Regions from separate parts of the Homo sapiens genome. Here region 2 is linked to region 1. Evidence: chromatin loops called from intact Hi-C (ENCODE). Cell type or tissue: IMR-90. All regions are shown on one strand.

Region 1 (8,000 bases):
GAAATTGACTGTTTTTCTGATACCAGCAACAAACACATAGTTAAAATCTAAAAACAGTACTTTTATAAGAGCATAAAAACATTAATGCTTAGAAATGAATTTCACAAATGATGTGTAAGATCTATATACAGAAAAATATAATCATCACTGAAATAAACTACCACAGATCTAAATAAATGAGGGAAGGAGAGCTAAATAAATGAGATCTAATCAGTGTTAATGAATTGGAAGATTCAGTATTGTAAAGAGATAAAATTTCTCCCCATAGTGATTTAGAGATTTGATGCAATCCCAATAAAAATTCCAATAGGGTGTGTGTGTGTGTGTTTGTGTGTAAATTGACAAACTGATTTTAAAACAAATAGAAATGCAGAGAACCAAGACATATTTGAAGAAGAAAAAAGAGTCAGCATAGAACACTACTTTCCTGGATCTCAGATAATTAGGCTTCTATTTCTCAGACTCACTTTGAAAATGGCTTTAAGATTTTTATTTTGGCTGGGCGTGGTGGCTCACACCTGTAATCCCAGCACTTTGGGAGGCTGAGGCGGGTGGATCACCTGAGGTCGGGAGTTAGAGACCAAGCCTTACCAACATGGTGAAACCCCATCTCTACTAAAAACACAAAAAAATTAGCCAGGCATGGTGGTGGCCACCTGTAATCCCAGCTACTCTAGAGGCTGATGCAGGAGAATCGCTTGAACCTGGGAGGCGGAGGTTGCAGTGAGCTGAAATCACACCACTGTCACTCCAGCCTGGCCAACAAGATCAAAATTCCATCTAAAAAAAAAATAAGATTTTTATTTTAACTGTTTGAAATAGTTATAAATGTCCCTGAATAGGCAAACTCAGCCTTTGCTACAAGGAAAGATGAGATCACGAATTTGTCAATGAATCTGTACCAATAGCTGCTGCAATATTGCTTATTGGGAGATGTCCTTCCCCTTAGTGGTGGATGTATGTGTGCCCAGTGGATTGGTAATGTCTGAGAAGTAGCAAAAGTCCCACAGGAGAGTGTACCATTTAAGGATTTGTAGTTGTACCATTAGTTGTCACGTGTGTTTGAATCCCCGACTTTCACACTCACAGTTGATTTTAAGCATTTGTTCCAGAAAGTGTATCTCTGTTGCTGACTGATTCCCAGTATACTTGGCTGACTATGCAATGTTGTTACTTCCTAATTTTTTCTGCTTGTTTTGTCAAGCTGCTTCAGATTTGCTGTGAAATGTTTTCTGACACTCCTTCCTTGTTTTTGGTACAGGATACTCAGAATCCGTTGTGAAATCTAAAATGTTTGGTATCTGTAGTCTTGAGGAAGCTTATGGCAGAGATTAAACTGGCATATAACTGCAATACTTTCAAATGTAAATTTTGAATTAGCTTCTAATTATATAATGAGACATTTTGCTTTCTTTTCTTGAACTTACTTTTTTTTCAGCTTTATATTTTAATTTTTCTTCCTTACTGAAAGCAAATTAGTGATGTGGTGATGTTGTCCAGAAAGGAAACTCCCCATAGAACATGTTCTCCACTGACATCCAATACGGCACGTGAAACCACAGAAGCCAGGGACATTGTTAACAATATGTGCGAGAAGTCTGGCTTTAAAAAGTTGACAAAGTCATCCACTCTCACTATGGTTTCATGTAGCAGAATAAATCAAGAGCCAAGATGATTTGGGTTTCTATTTTCAGTGTATAATTCTGATCCTTGAGATGATTAAAACATTTATATAAAACAAACATCCAGACATTAAGTCAATGCAACTTTGCTGTGGTTGCAGTTGTTGTTGTTGTTGTGTCGTTAATGCTGGGAGAGAAAAGTTGCACATTAACATTTTCAGAAATCTAATTCTGTGCAAACAACTATGTAACAACATCGAATGACATCTTCCAATATCGTATTTGTATCATTGTGTTATCTCAAGATGTAGCATGATATAAACTCCCCGGGGTTTACCCCTAATGGTGATTTCTAGACACCCATTGGTATGGTGTTTCACCAGCCAACTTGCAGGAGATACAAGAGGGCATCTGAAAGAAAAGCAATTTCTGGATCAGAGTTAGAGAGGGTGTGGCAATTTTGTATTCTAGGGAGTAGCTGTCTAGTTTTTTTCTGGAGTGGAGTGGGTGGGAGGTGGGGAAGAAAGGATGAAGCCAGTTAGTGAAAAGGACTGCCAGCCATATAATAAAAAGTAACTTTAAAGAAGTTGTCTGCTTTTCTGTGCTAAAATTCATCAACTAGGCATTGATTCGGGAGATACAAAGGTGGGTCCTTTACCATTTGGGGTCCCTGAGAAGAGCTGACATTATGCAAAAAAAAAAAAAACAGAACATGGGAGTCTGAGCAGAACATAAGACCTTGTGCATCTTGAACAGAGCACCTCAGCACTCAGGAATGAGCTCAATAACCAGGGCAGAAACAGTCAAGACATTTGCTCCCGCACACATGTGTAGTGTGTGGTGCATAGCAGAAAAAGTCAAACGAGCAAATTATTGTTTGTTTCTGCTCTTCTGTTCCTATTTTTACTCCCAGACCAATATGACCTGGGGAATGCAGATTGCACAAAAATTGAAATATTCTCTTGGGAAAAAGCAAACACACTTTTCAACTTTTCCTTGGCCCATATTTTTGGTAATTTTTCATCTGCTTAGATAATGTTTCTTATATCAGAAACATCTCTGTGCTTCTCTGCTCCCTGTTTATTCATATCAGTCAGGCATAGTTGTCATGTAACACTTAATTCTAAGTCACATCCTCTATTACAATGTTGATAGTTTCAATTCATTCCTTCTTCTGTGAACACCAATTTTTGTTTCTTCTCCCTGTTAATTCCATGCCTCTGCCAAGTTATCAGATTTAAGGATTTTGGAGTCATCCAGGACTCCTTCTTTTGCTTCACTCTTTGCATCCCACACATTCCACCTGTCCTTGGCTCTCTTGCTTAGATATAGTCCACTCTCATGTTCTCACCGCCACCTGGATACAATTATGCTGTAGAATGCCAATGCACATTCCTTCCTGCAGGCACTCAACCTTCTAGCCTATCCTCTGGTAGCCACCAGAATTATGTTTGCAGAGTGCAAATCAGATTATGTCATTATTTAACTTAAAATCATCTACGGGTCTACAAAGAATATAGCTAGATTTCTGAAACTGGGGGTGGGAACAATAAAGAGAGGCATGGATGGCCTTCACGGACCTCTGTGAATCCTCTGGCATTATACTAAACAGGTTGTCTTATGAGCATTAACTATGTTTTTTTCATGAGAAGAGTGTCATAGATTTCAATACATTCTCAAAAGAGTCTATGCTGTGACATGTCCTCTCTTCCTCCTCCCAAAATAAAAGCCACTAAAACTCATCTGCGTGGTGGGCAAGATCCTTCCCAATCCAGTTAACTACAGTAGAATAGTGTAATGAAAGATGTGGTGGCATGGGAGGCTGAGGCCATTGTAAAATTGTGGAGTCAGGCAGTGCTGGGTGTCAGTTCTGCTTTGATCACCTGGTGTTGGAAATGCATTTTCTCTGAGCTTTATTTGGCCAATCCAGTAAATGGGATAATGTTTTTATTCTCACAGGACTATTTTGGGTATTAAATTTAATAACAGTGTAAAGTGACTGGGAAATAATAAGTACTCAGCTAATTATTGCAAATAATTCTTCACTACTATTAAGTCCTTGGACATTAAAAGATACGATTTGTGAAAACAGTACCGTCATAGTACCATCATCCTCTTTAGTGATACATCCCTCCGTTATCAGTTGGATTATCTCTGTTTCAAGTTACAGAAAGCCCCAAGTTACAAAAAGGAATATATTAGCTTATGTAGCTCAAAAAGTTTAGAAGTAGAGTGGGCTTTAGGTGCTATTTGTACTGGACTACTTATTTTTTATTATACTCTCAGTTCTGTCATTCTCTGTGTGTCAGCCTCCCCTTCAGACTAGTTTTCCTTATGGTGACAAAATGATTGCAGACTTCACAACCATACATCACAACATCCAGAACAAGAAGGGACATTTGTGTCCTGGAATTCCCAACCAAACTCTGGGATCCCTTCTGGTTTTGGACTGGCTCAGGCCACTTCCCTATCACTAAACCAGTCCTTGCAGGTAAGGTTACATCATCAGTCTTAAGTGTCTCCTAAACCACTTGTACCCCAAAGAAAATTCAGGGCCATGTAAATATTTAACAACCAGGAAGACATGAGCAACATCAATGTGAACATATACCAGCCCAATTAGAATGGACCCTGACTGTAAACAATGAGCATTCCTAAACTGGTGCTGCTAGCTGAGCCTCAGTCCTGCTATGAGGGGAAGGATGAATTTAACAATGGTTGGCTGAGGAGGCAGTTCTCAGGGATCCACTGATCACACCTACTCAAGAATGAGCTAATCCTCATCATCATTCAGATCATCCTCTGCAGCTAGAAAATCAGAATTCAGCTTGTGCTATGTGCTAATGAGCTTCACCTTGAAAACAAGGTATGTAGAAAGAGACGAAAAGGCAACTATCAGATTTCCCATTCTCTAAGAAGGAAGAAATCATCAGAGAGAAAAATACACACTATAGTTTTTGACTCTAAAAACGTTTCTTACAAAATTCTACTTTAAAACTTTGGGTTAGTAATTTTTACTACTCATACAGCAGAAACACTTAGAAAATGCATTATTTGATCTTAAATTATTTCAACTCATTTTCAAAAGTTTGGCAATTTTTATCTAAAATGATCTTTCTGAATCTTTTGTTTTAATAACAGGAAGAGCAATTAACAAACACCATTTGTCATTCTTTAGTTTTATTTCATATAAAATTATTCACAAACCACTTTTCAAATCCAATTCTGGAATTCAAACTGTATAATAAAACAAAGCTTCATGTTATGCTATCTTGGAAACATAACTGGGTGACTTTGTTTCTTCTTTGCCTCTCAGTTCTATTTTCCTCAGCCATGAGTCTGGAAGCTCTCCAGACACCAACAGGGTGGGGGAGTTGTAACACGGGGTTGGCATGTGAACCTCACCACAAATTATTCAGGGATACGTCAAAGTAATAATGTGAGTGTGCTGGAATATGGGAGTGAGGGGGAAGAGTGGCAGCTGTTCCTTAAACCTATGTAGCTGGTTTTTTTTTTTTTTTTATCAAATTTAAAAGAGAATGTACATCCTGATTAGTTGCTTTGGAATCCCTGAATAAATTTGAAATTGGGAAAGGGCATTAACTTATTCCAGTGGTGTGGAGTAAATCTGTTACTATTGTACTTGTATCCAAAGATACAGTTACCCAGGAAGAGTTAGATAAGAAGAATAGCCTATTTTAGAATATCACACTAAGGGCACAAATCATTGTCTCATTTCATTCATTCATTCATTCTTTTCATTCAAGAAATTTTTATTGAGTATGTTAGGTGTCAGGCAGTGTTCTAAATCTTGATGATATAGAATGCACATAGCATATAACCAAATATACAAAGTACTTGCCCTCTTGAAGCCTGTATTCTAGTGCACGGTAGGAAAGAAACACGATTTAAAAATCTCAAACAAATACAAAATATATCAGGCTGTAATAAGTGAGATGAAGAAACACCAGCAGAGTTAAAGAACACAAAGAGTGATGGAGGGTGGACTGATATTTGTAGAACCTCAGGGAGACCTGGAGTTTGAGTACAGAATAGGAGAAGAAGCCCTGAGGAGTATCTGGGCTAGAGTGTCCAGGCCACAAGGACAGAGGGGATTCTCATTCTTCACAGAGAAACCTCCCCACAACCCTGTGACAGGTATAGATGGGTCATTTAATCTCCAGGAGAGAGGTGAGGAAACTGAATCTCAGAGAACTGTGCAATCGTGCTTTTTGTCTCCTAGTCCTTTGTCTGGAAAGCACACGTGCTAGACAAGTGCTTTTTAAGCATTTCAAACTTTCTTTTTAATTGAGATGCTTTTTTCAAATTAAATTTTATGCAGAATCTCAGTTTGTGAAATAATAAAAATGGAATTGCTCTGGAGGAAGTAGACAGAAAGAGGCTTTTGTGGGCTTAGCCCATGCCTCCACCCCAGATCTTGTCCACTCCTGGGTCTTGCCCTGAAGAATTTGTGTATATCTCAAAGCTTCCAAACCTCCCATGCATGCTTTGCACTACTCACTACTCCATACGTATCTCCCATGGTCGGTGGAAAGAAGGAATTAGGAGAGTTGGTAGTAAAGTAGGTAGAAGGAAAACCAAAGAAGCAAGGAAGATTATGACAAGATAAATCATCTCCACATGCTCATAGACTTGAGAAACAGCTTTTTATTTCTTTCAAGATCCAATTAAATGTTTCCTCATTTTTGAAGAGAGGGAGCCTTACATATATTGTTCCACAACAAATTGGCCCCAAAACATAGTGATTTGAGACCATAAATATTTATTATCAGACAGTTTTCATGGAGCAGCAATCTGAGTACAGCTTAGCTGGATCTTCTGGCTCAGGGCCTCCAATGAGGATGCAATCAAGGTTTCATTCATGTCATTTGGGATTGCAGTCAGCTCAGGGCTCAGCTAAGGGAGGATCAGCTTCCCATCTCACTCGTGGTTGTTGCTAAGATTTGATTTCTTATGGGTTGTTGGACTGAGGGCCTTAGTGTCTTGCTGGATATTGGCTAGGGACTCTCTCAGTTCCTTATCACAGAGGTGTCTCCATAGGGCAGCTGACAGTGTAGCAGCTGGCTCCCCTCAAAACAAGAAAGCAGAGAAAGACTCAAGCCCAGCCCGCATTCAAAAAGAGATATGAGTACCACTCACAAGGTTGTGAGGACCATGAGACAGGGATATTGGGGGACATTTTAGAGATTGCCTATGACAGGGAGGAAAACACAAAAGTAGGAGTTACATAAATTTACTTAATCCTCAACATGCTTAATCTTTGCAATATGCCTTTGGTCTTTTTGTACATTTTTCTTCCTTTCCTCATAATAAAGGTTTCTGTTCAAACTTTCCTTGCTTATATGATTATTTGTAATTCTAAGTAAATACAAATAGAAATACCAACTATAGGTATTATTGAAATCCTTCACACCTCTTCTGACATCCCACGTAAAGCCTCAGTAAATTTACATCAGTAGTACTCACATGCTAGTTTTGTGGCCAACAACCCATAAGAAATCAAGAAGAAAAAAATGTGCTTTCCCATTTCTGTGTTTAATAATCTACATCAATTTGTCCTTCTGGCATTACCTATAAAATGATGAGGTTGATATGCTGAAGGAGTTTGTCCACTTGTCTGCATCTTCACTAAGCTGTAATCTCCTTGAGGGTCACTCTTGTACCCACAGTGTCTGTCACATACAAGCGCTCTGCAAGTGTAAGTCAAATGAGCGATGCAGCAGTGGCTCCCAGAAACCAGAGAAAATTCTGCCACCATAGCCCCATTTTAACAATTTTTAGAAAACTTATTAGCATCTTTATGTGATAACATACTTCAAGGAAGCATTTGAGGATTTATATACTTGCTAACATTCCCCCCAAATTCTGGACGTCAGATATCAGTTCCTTTAGTTGGTCCAAAAGTACAGCTTAAGAGCTCAGTGAATAGAGTCCAGGAGTTACTCTAATAAATAACATGTCTTCTGTGCCTAGGTACTGGGAATAAAATGTGAAGACGTCAGGAAGACAGAGTAGAGGACCTGCCATCCAGAAATGCAATAGAAGCATTTCTAAATGGTTTTCCTTAGTTTACTACCTATGTTATGAGGATTGTGTGGCTTTGGCTGGAGTCAGAAGATTATGATTGACGTCAACAGCAGAGCTTTTGAAATGCTAGAAGCAGGCAGGAGAAGAATCTGCAGGGAGGGAGCATTAAGGAACTGAAAGAGGTTCTGAAGCAAATGTGTCACTCTAATCCACTTAATTTTCTTCTCTTTCCCGTCTCTCCTAGAGAGGGGTAGGTGAGGGGACTGTACCTGGTAGACTTCAAAGTCTTGGATTCTGTTTATTATTCGGCCATGCTATCAGCCTCTTTCT
Region 2 (8,000 bases), 110 kb before region 1:
CAGACTGCCTTTTGGCTCTCATCAAAGAACTCTAAGCCTGTTTTTAACTCAAAAAGACCTCCTATACCCTGATAATACCCTTGGTATCAGATTTTAAAAACATAGAGTTGTCAAGTGTCAACATTTTGTGGAGAGGAGTCAAATTAGCATTTCCTCCTGAGAATTTGCGCCAGCTTTTTCTGTTACTGACTCTGGCACTCAAAGAAAGCAAGGATGTTTGTTACTCCTTAGACCTAGATGAGAAAGAACTCAGCTCTGTTGCTTTGAGGGGAGGGTAATATTACTTGATGGCAAAAGTGAAAAAGATATGAAAACTCCCAACTTTGGCAGGATTTAATTTTTTTCTCCATCTGTGTTGTCTCATTCAGCATAATAAAACAAATCTTAGAAGGTTATTGTCTTTGTTAGGGCTGCTAGAACAAAATATCTTAGACGAGGTAATTTATGAGTAGGACAAATTTATTGCTCACAGTTCTTACCGGCTGGAAGGTCCAAGATCAAGGCACCTCCAGATTCAGTGTCTGGTGAGGCTTGCTCTCTACTTTAAAGATGGTGCCTTGTTGCCATGTTTGCCATGTCCTCATGTGACCTGAGAGGCAAACAAGTTCCCTCAGGCCTCTTTTTTACAAAGGAACTAATCCCATTCACTAGGATTGAGCTCTCATAACCTAATCAACTCCACAAATCCGCATCTCTTAATTTCTACCACATTGGGGATTAGGCTCCAATGTATGAATTTTGGGGAGACACAAACATTCTGAACATAGCAGTTGTAACAAAATTTAGTAAAACTGTATCAATTTTAGATTTACTGAAACATATTTTTATAGGATTTTGTGTTTTTGATTCAAACATTTATTAAGTACCTATTCTCTATAAGGCACTGTGGGAGGTTAAAAATACGACTTTTTCAACCACACTCCTCTGATAAGCTTTCTCTACACCTACCCCAAGACGATGTAAGATCATAATCTATATGCTTCAATGGTAGCCAACATTTACCTTGATCGTAAGTCATTCTGAGAGGTGACAGCATGCTGGCAGCGCTCGCAGCCCTCCCTCGCTCTCGGCGCCTACTCGGCCTAGGCGCCCACTCTGGCCGCGCTTGAGGAGCTCTTGAGCCCGCCGCTGCACTGTGGAAGCCCCTTTCTGGGCTGGCGGAGGCCAGAGCCGGCTCCCTCAGCTTGAGAGGAGGCGTGGAGGGAGAGGCGTGGGCGGGAACCCAGGCTGCGCGCGGCGCTTGTGGGCCAGCGCGAGTTCCGGGAGGGCGTGGGTTCGGCGGGCCCCGCACTCCGAGCGGCCGGCTGGCGCCGCCGGCCTCGGGCAGTGAGGGACTTAGTAACTGGGCCAGCAGCTGTGGAGGGTGCACCGGGTCCCCCAGCAGTGCCGGCCCGCCGCCAGTGCTGCACTCAAGTTCTGGCAGGGCCTCAGCTGCCTCCCTGTGGGGCAGGGCTTGGGCCTGAGACTCCCCCATTCCCCGGCCGCCATGGGCTCCTGCACGGCCTGAGCCTCCGGACGAGCTGCGCCCCCTGCTCCGCAGCGCCAGGTCCCATCAACCACCCAAGGGCCGAGGAGTGCAGGCGCACGGCAGGACTGGCGGGCAGCTCTGCCTGTGGCCCTGGTGCAGGATCCACTAGGTGAAGCCAGCTGGGCTCCTGAGTCTAGTGGGGACTTGGAGAATCTTCATGTCTCTCTAAGGGATTGTGAATACACCAATCAGCACGCTGTGTCTAGCTCAAGGTTTGTAAATGCACCAATTAGCACTCTATGTCTAGCTGATCTGGTGGGGACGTGGAGAACCTTTAGGTCTAGCTGAGGGATTGTGAATACACCAATCAGTACTCTGTATCTAGCTCAAGGTTTGTAAATGCACCAATCAGCACTCTGTATCTAGCTCAAGGTTTGTGGATGCAACAATTGGCAATCTGTAGCTAGCTAATCTAGTGGGGACTTGGAGAACTTTTGTGTCTAGCTCAGGGATTGTAAATGCACCAATCAGCAGCCTGTCAAAACGGACCAATCAGCTCTCTGTAAAATGGACCAATCAGCAGGATGTGGGTGGGGCCAGATAAGGCAATAAAAGCAGGCTGCTGAGCCAGCAGTGGCAACCTGCTGGGGTCTCCTTTTGCAGCGTTCTTTTGCTCTTTGCAATAAATTTTGCTGCTTGTCACTCTTTGGGTCCACATTGCCTTTATGAGCTTAACACTCACCGCGAAGGTCTGCATTTTCTCTTGAGGGCAGCGAAACCACGAACCCACTGGGAGGAATGGACAATTCCAGATGTGCTGCCTTAAGAGCTGTAACAGTCACTGCGAAAGTCTGCAGCTTCACGCCTGAAGCTAGCGAGACCACGAACCCAGCAGAAGGAAGAAACTCCGAACACATCTGAACATCAGAAGGAACAAACTCTGGACATGCTGCCTTTAAGAACTGTACTCACTGCGAGAATCAGTGGCTTCATTCTTGAGGTTAGTGAGACCAAGAACCCACCAATTCCTAACACAATTCAAAAAGTATTTACTGAAGGCCTTCTAAGTGTCAGACGGTGTGCTAAGATCTTGAGAGCCAACATCTTCCCTACTATAGCTGTGAGCAACCCAAAGACTGAGATTCAAATGAAAAATATTAATACATTAATTGAAATGGTACTGGCTAAGTTTCAGAACAAAAGGGGAAAGTGTAGACCCAGGGAGAGAGAGGCACTAGGAGTTCATGTGGCAGGATGTGGTGGGCAGTTTCTTTTTTCTTTTTTTTGAGACAGAGTCTTGCAAGCCTTGTCACCCAGGCTGGAGTGCAGTTGCACCATCTTGGCTCACTGCAACCTGCACCTCACGGGTTCAAGCAATTCTCTTGTCTCAGTCTGCAGAGCAGCTGGGATTATAGGTGTGCACCACCACGCCTGGCTAGTTTTTGTAGTTTCAGTGGAGTCGGGGTTTTGCCATTTTGGCCAGGCTGGTCTCAAAGTTCTGACCTCAGGTGATCCACCCACCTTGGCCTCCCAAAGTGCTGGGATTACAGTCATGAGCCGCCACACCTGGCCTCAATGTCTTCCGTCTTAAAATTAAACACCTGTCGGGGTTTTAGATCTTTGCATCTTGACTCAAGATTCCAAGTCCTTCAAGGGAGAATACAATTAGCCTAACTGGAGTCATAGGCCCAGCACTTGAATAGCGGCACCTGGACTAATAATCCCATGAAGCCAGCAAACATAGCAGTGGAGTGAAAATTCACTCAAGGGATTGAGAAAGTGTTTCCAAATCAAAGAGGAATAGATACAGACAGCTAAAACACAACAAATATACGTTGTACATGGCAACACTACACAAAAACCTTTTATATCTAAGTTCTGGAATTTAAAATGGAAACCTTTACATTTTCTCCTGCTTCCTGATTCCTCTTTTACCTCTGGCCTTCATTCAGGAGGAATGTGGAGATAAATGCCCACAAGTGCATCGCTGATATGTCCTACCAAACAAGGTAGATAGACTAGCAATCGGTAAGTCACAGAATTCGAAAACAAGTATTAACACTTTTGGTTCCGTAGTTATCTAAAGGCTATTTGCTTTTTATCTGGGCTGTATTTTGTATTTTTTCCAAGTATAAACTTATTTGTCCTCATAATTCAGAGAAGTGAATTCCCTCACCTTAGAGTCCTCATTTTTGTAGGTACTATGAAAGCCACATTACTTAACATTTTTGTCTCAATTTTTCCACCTACAAAACAGGAGCTAGATACAATCTTGTTCATGCTGCCATATTTAATGCTTGTCTAAGTATTTATGATATTCAGACATAGTCATCTTTGTTTTTCCTTCAGAAACTTCAGCTTTCAGTCAGGTTGGCCCAGGTAAAAAGATGAAGACAGGTCAAGTCTGATTCTGGGGCTTTCTGTTCACTGCTATGGTTGGTTTTTCGCTTGTTTCTTCATGCCGTTTTTTCACATTTCCATTTTCTCTCTTAGTGAGATAATTAATGTAAAAAGTGAACTAAATGGTGTTTGGGGATGGTAAGTCTTGAGCATGTAGACATTGTATCCTGAGTCTCACAGTTCTGCACAAGTTGCTCAAATCACACTGTAAACGTCATCACATTTTCCAGAGCCCAGGATGGCTGGTTGGCTTCCAGCTATGAGAAATGGCTTCCTGAACATGGGCTGGTGAATCTGATGCTTTCAAGATTTGTGTAGCCTGTGTCTTCTCAGCTCTGAGGATTTAGTCATTAAGTTCTCAGCAGGAAGGGGAATTCTAGGGCTGTTTACATCACGTAGTACAAACCACATTTGATTATGTGACACATCAAGAATTCATTTAAATCCATAGACAAATCAAGATTCCTCACAGAATTACACTCATTTTTTATGACTCATGGGAACGTTTTTCTTGTAAATTCAAATATGAGTGATTTTTAAAAATTCCTAAATGGGTCTCCTAATTTGTTCCTAAATTGTTCCTAGATATTTTGTAATTCCTTGTCTTTCTCTTTTGAGAAAAAATGAAAAACCCTTGCTCCTTTATCCTTAGAATACCCTTCAGGTCCTGTTTCTCACTTTCTCTTTTATTGCTTAAGCAACTGATTAGGTTTCTTTACCTAATATCAGGAGCTTCATATCTAGAAAAAAATATTTTTTCCAAGTGAGCTCTGGAAATGTTTGGAAAAGAAATAGAATTTCTTTAGATTGACATTTTAAAATATTTGTGATAGCTCATAACATATTATGAATGTGATAGAATCTCTAACTTAGCCTCATATAAATTTTTAAAAAATATTTGTTTAAATGCCCTGGCACCAACGTCTGTATTAAATTGCCTTTGAAAATAATGTAAAGTTCTACACATTTAGGAAGATCAAAACAAAGCCATCTTCATAATGATACATAGTGCTGAGCTAGGCTTGGGGTAATATTAATGGTTACTGAGAACCTACTATTTTTGTTTACTTATTTTTTTAGAGTATTTTTAGGTTCATAGCAAAATTAAGGGGAAGTACATAGATTTCCCATTCTCCATGCCCCTACATATGCATAGCTTGCCTTATTATCAACATTATTTACCAGAGTGGTACATTTGTTGCAATTGATGAACCTACGTTGACACATCATAATCACCCAAAGTCTGTAGTGTACATTACAGTTTGTTCTTGGTGTCGTACATTCTGTGGGTTTAGACAAATGTAAATATGAAGATACATATGCATAATTATAGCACCATATGGAGTATTTTCACTGCCCTTAAAATCATCTGTGCTCCATGTATTCATTTCTTCCTTCCTGCAATCCCTGGCAACCAGTGATCTTTTAGTCTTGCCTTTCCAGAAGATCGTGTTGGAATCATACAGCATATAGATTTTTCAGATTGGTATCTTTCACTTAATAATATACACTTAATATAATATATATATAATATACATTCCTCCATATCTTTGTAGCTCATTTCTTTTTAGCACTGAATAATATTCTAATGTCTGAGTGTACCACAGTTTATTAATTTGTTCATTCACTGAGGATATCTTGATTGTTTCCAAGTTTTGGCAACTATGACTAAAGCTGTTATAAACATTCATGTGCATTTTTGTGTGTATGTGTGTGTGGACATAACTTTCCAACTCTTTTGCATAAATGCCAAGAAATGCATTTGCTAAGTTGTGTGGTAAGAGTATATTCAGTTTTGTAGAAACTGCCAAACTCTCTTCAACAGTAGCTGTACCATTTTGCATCCCCACCAGCAATGAATGAAAGTTCCTGTTGCTTGGCATCCTGGACAACATTTTGTGTTACTGGTGTTCCAGACTTTGGACAGTCTAATATGTGTGTAATGCTATCTCATTATTGTTTAATTTGCATTTCTCTGATGACATATGAAGCAAAGCATCTTTTCACATGCTTATTTGCATTTGCATTCATGTTTTTTCTTGGTGAGGTGTCTGAGTCTTTGGCCCAGTTTTAAAGATTGTGTGTTTTCTTATTCTTGAGTTTCAAGAGTTTTTGTATATTTTAGATAACAGCCCTTTTCATATGTGTCTTTCGCAAATATTTTCTCCCAGTCTGTGGCTTCTCTTCCCATTCTCTTGAAATTGTCTTTCACAGAGGAGTTTTTAATTTTAATGAAGTCCAGCTTATCAATTATTTCTATCATGGATGGTGCTTTTGATGTTTTATCTAAAAAGTCACTGTTACGCCCAAGGTCATCTAGGTTATCTCTTATGTTATCTTCTAGGAGTTTTCTAGTTTTGTGGTTAACATTTAGGTATATGGTTCATATTGAGTTGATTTTTCTGAAGGGTGTAAGATTTCTGTTTAGATTCTTTTTTTTTTTTTTTTTCGCAGCTAGGTGTGCAGTTATTCCAGCATCATTTGTTGAAGAGTATCTTTTATCTATTACATTGCTCTTTTGACAAAGATCAGTTGACTGTATTTATGTGGGTCTGTTTCTGGGATCTCTATTCTGTTCTATTGATCTATTTGTATATTCTTTCACCAATATCACACTGTGTTGATTACTGTAGCTTTGTAGTAAGTTTTAAAGTCATGTGGTGTCAGTCTCTAACTTTGTTCTTTTTCTTCAATGTCATCTGGACTATTCTAGATTTTTTTCCTTCCCCCATAAACTTTAGAATCAATTTGTCAATATCTACAAAGTAACTTGGATTTTCATTGTAATTATTTTAAATCTATAGACCAAGTTGGGAAGAACTGACATCTTGATAATGTTGATACTTTCTATCCATGAATATGGAATATCTCTCCATTTATTTAGTTCTTCTTTGATAGCTTTCATTAGAATTTTGTGGGTTCACTCATATAAATCTTGTACATATATTGTAAGATTTATACTTAAGTACTTTCTGGGGTGTGCTAATGTAAATGTTATTGTGTTTTTAATTTCAAATTCCCCTTGTTCATTGCTGGTATATGGAAAATCTATTGACTTATTTATTCATTTTTTTTTGAGACAGGGTCTTGCTCTATGGTCCAGGCTGGAGTGCAGTGGTGTGGTGCAATCTCAGCCCACTGCAACCTCTGCATCTTGGACTCAGGTGATCCTCCCACCTCAGCCTCTCGAGTAGCTGGAACTACAAGCATGCATCACCACGCCTGGCAATTTTTTCCATTTTTTTAGTAAAGACAGGTTTTCTCCATGTTGACCAGACTGGTCTCAAACTCCTGGGCTCAAGCAATCTGCTCAGCTTGGACTCCCAAAATGCTGGGATTACAGGCGTGAGCCACTGTACCTGGCCACTATTGACTTTTTTATATTAACTTTGTATCCTGGAGCCTTGCTAAAATTGCTTAGTAGTTCCAGGAGTATTTTTTGTTTGTTTTAAATCAATTCTTTGAGAGAATCATATCATCTTTACATAAAGAGTTACACTTCTTCCTTCTTAACCTGTATACATATTATTTCCTTTCCTTTTTCTGTCTTGTTGTATTAGCTAAACTTCCAGTACAATGTTGATAAAATGTGATGAGAAGAGACATCCTTGCCTTGTTCTTGAAATTACTGGGAAAGTTTTATGTTTCTCACCATTAAGTATCATGCTAACTATAGGTTAGCTGTAGGGTTTTTGTATATATTCTCTCTCAAGTTGATGAAGTTCCCCTCCATTTCTAGTTTACTAAGCCTTTTTATTATGAATGAATGTTAGAGTTTGTCAAATGCGTTTTTTGCATCTATTGATATGATAATGTGGTTTTTATTTATTAGCTTGTTGATGTGATGGAATACAAAAATTGATTTTCAAATGTTGAACCAAACTTGTATATCAAGGATAAATACCACTTGGTCATGGTGTATGATTTTATATACATTGTTTGATATGATTTACTGAGGATTTTTACAGCTATTTTCATAAAATGTATTGATCTGTAGTTTTTATTTCTTCTAATGTCTTTGTCCAGTTTGGGTATTAGAGTAATATTGGCCTCATAAAATGAGTTAGGAAATATTCCCTCTGCTTCTCTACTGTGAAAGAAATTGTAGAGAATTGCTAACATTTCTTTCTAA

Evidence for each region. Hi-C counts contacts between places; a loop is a spot of excess contacts. Peaks named below come from ENCODE experiments on the same cell type or tissue, not always from the same donor. Only the 100,000 strongest peaks of a DNase experiment are listed, where the experiment ranks them.
Region 2: it touches region 1 in a loop (2.2-fold over the local background); 1 of 110 quality-filtered maps calls a loop at or near these places.

The regions. Positions count from the first base shown.
Region 1 is chr3:154,776,808-154,784,807 of GRCh38, reverse strand. No RefSeq gene overlaps it. Among named protein-coding and RNA genes, the nearest start is that of MME, 300 kb to the left of the region's middle. In IMR-90, no CTCF peak of the experiment used is centred here; a DNase peak (open chromatin) is centred at 4,987; H3K27ac peaks cover 260 bases.
Region 2 is chr3:154,882,825-154,890,824 of GRCh38, reverse strand. It overlaps LOC105374170 (a long non-coding RNA gene), which reads left to right and starts at 3,411. Exons shown (of 3, transcript XR_924602.1): 1 at 3,411-3,496. RefSeq lists an enhancer at 1,683-2,882. In IMR-90, no CTCF peak of the experiment used is centred here; DNase peaks (open chromatin) are centred at 4,184 and 5,604; H3K27ac peaks cover 2,648 bases.